2 separate regions of the Mus musculus genome follow, and region 1 is linked to region 2. A link is a contact called in ENCODE Hi-C or POLR2A ChIA-PET data. All regions are on one chromosome and are shown on one strand. The core of a region is the stretch at or near the end of the contact, and the rest is flanking DNA. Distances in the headings are between cores, read along the strand shown.

What was found. A loop is a pair of places that touch in the nucleus more often than their neighbours do. ChIA-PET counts read pairs that join two places held with the same protein, here RNA polymerase II (POLR2A).
Region 1: a loop to region 2 is called in a map of left cerebral cortex, with 2.2 times the contacts of the local background. The contact joins the promoter of Kif3a here to the enhancer-like site in region 2. A Hi-C loop is called at or near these places in 1 of 37 maps with a recorded cell type or tissue (left cerebral cortex). POLR2A ChIA-PET finds 5 or more read pairs at or near these places in 1 of 5 experiments (embryonic stem cell).

Annotation. Positions count from the first base shown.
Region 1 is chr11:53,566,029-53,568,728 of GRCm38, reverse strand. It overlaps Kif3a (kinesin family member 3A), which reads right to left and starts at 1,360. Exons shown (of 18, transcript NM_008443.4): 1 at 1,198-1,360. The coding sequence starts at 1,203. A430108G06Rik (RIKEN cDNA A430108G06 gene) reads left to right here and starts at 1,416. Exons shown (of 2, transcript NR_168001.1): 1 at 1,416-1,892.
Region 2 is chr11:53,490,641-53,493,340 of GRCm38, reverse strand. No RefSeq gene overlaps it. Among named protein-coding and RNA genes, the nearest start is that of Gm19835, 4.4 kb to the right of the region's middle. Within about 2 kb of position 1,251, at least 3 of the 3 ENCODE cell types and tissues checked have a DNase peak (open chromatin) inside an H3K27ac peak, as active enhancers do; they include left cerebral cortex, where a contact is called at or near this core.

The DNA.
Region 1 (2,700 bases), core at 111-2,610, 75 kb before region 2:
TAGCAATTTAAGTCTTTTGAAAACAAAAGTAGATCTGTTATCTGTAGGCCAGCATTCCTTTATGGAAACCTTTTCCAATTCACCAGATCCAATTTCTGCCATATGCAGATTACTCACTTCATTTATTAAGGCTGTCTTTTCTCTGTTAAATGTATATGGTTTTCACCTCTTCTCCAAAGTCAAAACTTTGGTAATGAGGCTGGAGAGATGGGCCAGTGGTTAAGAGCACTTACAGAGGACCTTACAGAGGACCTGGGCTGAGTTTCCAGCACCCACATGGCAGCTTACTACTGCTTTTAACTTCAGTTCCAAATAATTCCATGCACTCTTCTTCCTTCCCCTGGCACGTGGTGCACATACATACATACATGCAAACACTCATACACATAAAATAAAAATTGAATTAAAAACACCTAGCACAACCTTACCGCCTGCATAGTTAACATATATACGGCTAGTGCGCAATCTTTGTTGAATATTCATTATTCAATAAAGCAATAAATATAAACAAACACTGAGCATTTTGTGCTAAATGTCAAGCCCTGTCCTTCAAGTGTCCTGTGCATTAATTTATTTTGCCTTGATAAAAACCCCAAGAAGGAAAGTTTAAATGTGTAGGAACTAAGGGCCCAGACGCTGTAAATAACCATCGAAGGCCCCATAACCAATATATAATCTACCATGGCTCAAGTCTTCTCCAATGGGACTTACAACCACCCCCTTATTATGGCACGATAACAATCCGTGAAATCCTAGGAGGTAACCAAATCGCCACCGCATACTCGCACAAAGACACCTACAGGTTACATTCTGCACCATAAGCTAAGGTGCCCGCTCGGAATGACAGCTTATACCCAGGGAAGTAGGGGGCCAGAGCGTAGACTCTGGGGTTCCGAGCATCCGCAAGACCATGGTGGCCACGCGCAGCCACCAAGCCTCCACTGTCCGCGCGGTGCTTTTCTGTCTGGCAGAGCAGGCCTGGCGAGATGCAACGCGTTCCGGGGCAACTGGGCGGGTCCCGAGCGGCCCCCGATGCGTCCGGACCCCAGCCCCGCCGCCCCACCGCCCTTCTCCTCCAAGGCCTCCCGGCCTGGCCACCCTGCCCCGCCCGCCGCGCGCTTCTATGGCAACGGCCGCGCCCCCGAGCAGGGCCGACACGATGAGCCGAAGCCCCCGTGGCCGACTGTCCATCCTCACCGGCATGGTGGCCGCGTCCGGTGCTCCGCCAACGTCCCCACTCCGGATGCAGCCCAACAACACCGGGTTTGGGGGCGAGGCTGGCCACAGGCGACCGCAACACCTTAGCGCTCCAGAGACTGCGGCTCACACAGCTACAGAGGGCAGTGCGCAGGCGCACTCTGAGCTCGCCCCGCCCAATCTCGGGTGTCCTGGGCTCTTGAAGTACGCATGCGCAAGGCCTTTCCGCGTCCATCTCCATGGACGCTAGACTGGGGCAACGCCTGCGGGGTGCTGCCATCGCTCTGCTCTGTAAAGCTGGTTCATGTTGAGGCCACCAGGACATCTGACCCGCTCAGACTGCCAGGAGCTTCCGGCGCTGGCAGTGTCCCAAATATTGAAAACAACAGTGGACAATAGCGTACCAGATTCTGATGACTCCTTATTTTATGAGGAATATCAGGGGTTGGGTTCTGTTTATCTCTACTATCTGTCTGCACCAAAAGTTTGAATGAACAGGACCCTGATCCAGCCATATGAGGAGAGAGCGGAGACCAAGGAGACCAACAGGCCAGGAAGGTAAAGGGGGAAAAAAAGTGAAAATGACCAGCAGAGTCAAAATGGATGGATTATATAGGGAAGGACCCCAGAAGGGCAGCTCAGCACCTGGGCCGGAAGGTTCACGGGGTGGACTATGCCAGCCAACCCTGTAACAGGTAGGGACTGAGGGATGCTGGGAGCATCCAGGTCTGCTTTAATATGTGAAAAAGGCACCTCAACCATTTGTTGGGAGTTTGAGACCTAACTCAAAGGAGAAGCTCCGTCTAAATAGCCATTTGCCCAACAGAACTGCTTAGGGTTTCTCAGTTATGGGAGAGTTTGTTTTGTTTTTGGTTTGTCTTGGGGGGGGGGGTTTCTCACTGGATAGACCAGGATGACCTTGAGCTCACAGAGATCTTTTGACTCACGAGTGCTGGCATTAAAGGCATCTTCATCACACCCGGAAGTTATAGGAGAGTTTAAGTTGCAAGTAATTATAAAGTGTGTTCTGTGTTAACATTCAAAATGTTCATCTTGGGTCTGAAGAACTGGCTCAGCAGTTAAGAATGCATACTGATCTTGCAAAGGGCTGGAGTTAGGGTCCCAGCACTCAGGTCAGGCATTCACAACTGCAGCTCTAGGGGAATCCCATGCCCTCTTTTGGTCTCTGTGGGAACTGTACTCACATGCATATATCCACTCATAGAGACACACATATACTTAATTGTAAAAAAGTCTTCTTTTGCTGGGCAGTGGTGGCGCACCCCTTTAATCCCAGCACTTGGGAGGCAGAGGCAGGCGGATTTCTGAGTTTAAGGGCAGCCTGGTTGACAGAGTGAGTTCCAGGACAGCCATGGTTACACAGAGAAGCCCTGTCTCAAAAAAAAAGAAAAAAAAAGTCTTCTTTCAAAACTTCCTCTTCAATACATCACAGTTAGTCTTGACTATTAGAAACATGTTTTGTATTACTTCTCAAAGATGCTG
Region 2 (2,700 bases), core at 2-2,501:
GGCCCATCCTAATTCAGACAGCCTAGTGAGGAAAAAAAAAAAAAAAAAAAAGCAACCAACCAACTAAGCCTCCAAATTCCCTCAGAGGGGAGGGGGTGTGGGTAAAAGAATCTTTTCTGTTAAACCTTCTACCGTATGTGGGGCTGGAGAGATGGCTCAGCCTTTAAGGGCACTTGTTGCTCTTGCAGAACAGCAGAGTTCACTTCCCAGCACCCACACTAGGCTGCTCACAATTTAACCTGTTCCAGCTCCAGGGCATCTGATGCCCTCTTCTGGGTTCTTTGGGCACTTGAACACAGTGTGTGTGTGTGTGTGTGTGTGTGTGTGTGTGCGCGCGCGCGCGCTCATGTGTATGTACACACACTTGCTCAGACAGGCACATATACGTACGTACACATAAGTAAAAATAAATATTATACATTAAGGATGGGGATAAAGCTCAATACATAGAGTATCTTCTTAGCAAATAAAAAACCCTGGGCTCCATATTTAGCATCCCATAAAATAGGCATCGTGGTGCATAGTTATAACCCCAGTCCTGGAGAGGAGGAAGGTAGAAAGATCAGAAATTCAGCCGGGCAGTGGTGGTGCATGCCTTTAATCCCAGCACTTGGGAGGCAGAGGCAGGCGGATTTCTGAGCTCGAGGCCAGCCTGGTCTACAGAGTGGGTTCCAGGATAGCCGGGGCTACACAGAGAAAACCTGTCTCAAAAAAACAACAACAAAACAAACAAACAAACAAAGATCAGAAATTCAAGGCTGTCCTTAGGTGTATCACAAGTTTGAGGCTAACCTGAGCTGTATGAGACCCTGTCTTAAAGCAATAACAACAACAAAATGCCTCATGTAGTAGAATTAAGCAGGCAGAAAAGAAATGGGGGGGAGGAAAAGTAGCAGAGGACTGCTTGAGGAGCATCACCTCATGGGTACCCAGCTTTTCCAAGTCTCAGAGGACCAGGCTTGCTGCTCTCCCGACTTAGCAACCAAGCAACCAGTCTGACCTATCACAAAAACAGCCTGGAAAAAAAAAATCGCAGATGCAAAAACTGAGTTTTCAACTCGGGCATGTGACCTGGTGCTAGGATTCAGAACTATGACCTCATTGAGATCAGGCACAACAGGCTGCAAGCCTGAGAAAGGAGGAGAGAGAGGCCTTCTCGCTTCCCCTGGGCTAGTAAGCAAGAACAAAACATGATTTGTTCCGGAAGGAAGTCGTGACTAAAAAAACAGCTTGCTATCTGGGCAAAGTCCCTTTGCAGCCTCTGCTGGCCACCCATCCCCCTCAAGTCCCTTTTAGCTGGAGACCCCCCTGCTGATGGCGCTTAAGAGGCCAGAAGGGGCCCATAATGAGAGGCCACACACGCAAAACAAGAGATTCCCACTGCCATAACAAGGATCAGAATGGTCAAAACCATAAGCGCCCACCACAGCTCAGCGGGCGTAGGCGTGGAATTTAGTGGCCAGCGTGGGTTGAAAGTCATAATAGAGTCTAATGTTATATAATGTATTTGAACTATGAAGACTTTTTAAATTACATTTATTTATTTATTTTGTATTCGTGTGTAACAGTGTGACTGTGGAGGTCAGAGAACAACTGTGGGGATCAGTTCTCTCCTTCCACCATGTGCGTCCTGGGAATTGAACTCAGGTAATTAGGCTTGGTAGCAAGTACCTTTATCCACTGATCTATCTTACCAGTCCCTGAAGCCGCTTGAAAAGAAATAGATTTATTTTATTTGTAATTATGTGAATGTGTGTGGGTATGTGTACATGGGCGCTAGTGCCCACAGAGACCAGATAGATGAAGATGTTGGATCCCTGTTGTTGGAGTTGGTTGTGGCTGCTGGGAACAGAACCCCAGTCCTGTGGAAGAGCAGTACTGACTCCAACCCACTGAGCCATCTTTCTAGCCGAGGGTTTGTTTTTTTAATTTATATTTTTGGTGTTGGTGTTGGTTTTTCATCCTGTTTTATTTTTTTCCAGGAGCTCACTATATAGACCAGGCTGGCCTTGAGGTTCCACTGACTTCTGACTCCCAAGTGCTGGGATTAAAGGCGGTGCCACAGCATCCTGCTTGGCCTGAGCGCTTTCTCTCTCTCTCTCTCTCTCTCTCTCTCTCTCCCTCTCTCTCTCTCTCTCTCTCTCTCTCTCTCCCTCTCTCTCTCCTTCTCTCTCTCTCTCTCTGTCTCCCTCCCTCTCTCTTTTTTTAAGATTTATTTTTACAAGTACACTGTCGCTGTCTTCAGACCCACCAGAAGAGGACATCAGATCCCATTACAGATGGTTGTGAGCCACCATGTGGTTGCTGGGAATTGAACTCAGGACCTCTGGAAGAACAGTCTCTTAACCACTGAACCATCTCTCTAGACCTGGCCTGAGCTTGTAAAATTTATGTTTATTTAACTAAGTAGCCTTAATAACTACAAAGGGCTTGCCACCCTTGCTTCTGGATATTTTAGGGTACAAGCCTAGGCCCTGGCAGCCCCCTGTGGTCACCTACATGTCCTCACTTTACCAATTAAAGAGACAAGAAATATCAAAGTATAGGGAAAGAGGTTTATCCATGTGACCATACTGAGAAAGGAACAAATAAAGAGTTTCAGGTCCCACCCACCCAGCAAGTTCACCTCACTGGCACTGACGGTTTTAAATGGAAGGCATGAGATATATGCATACATAATTAAACAGTCCTAACCAGGGT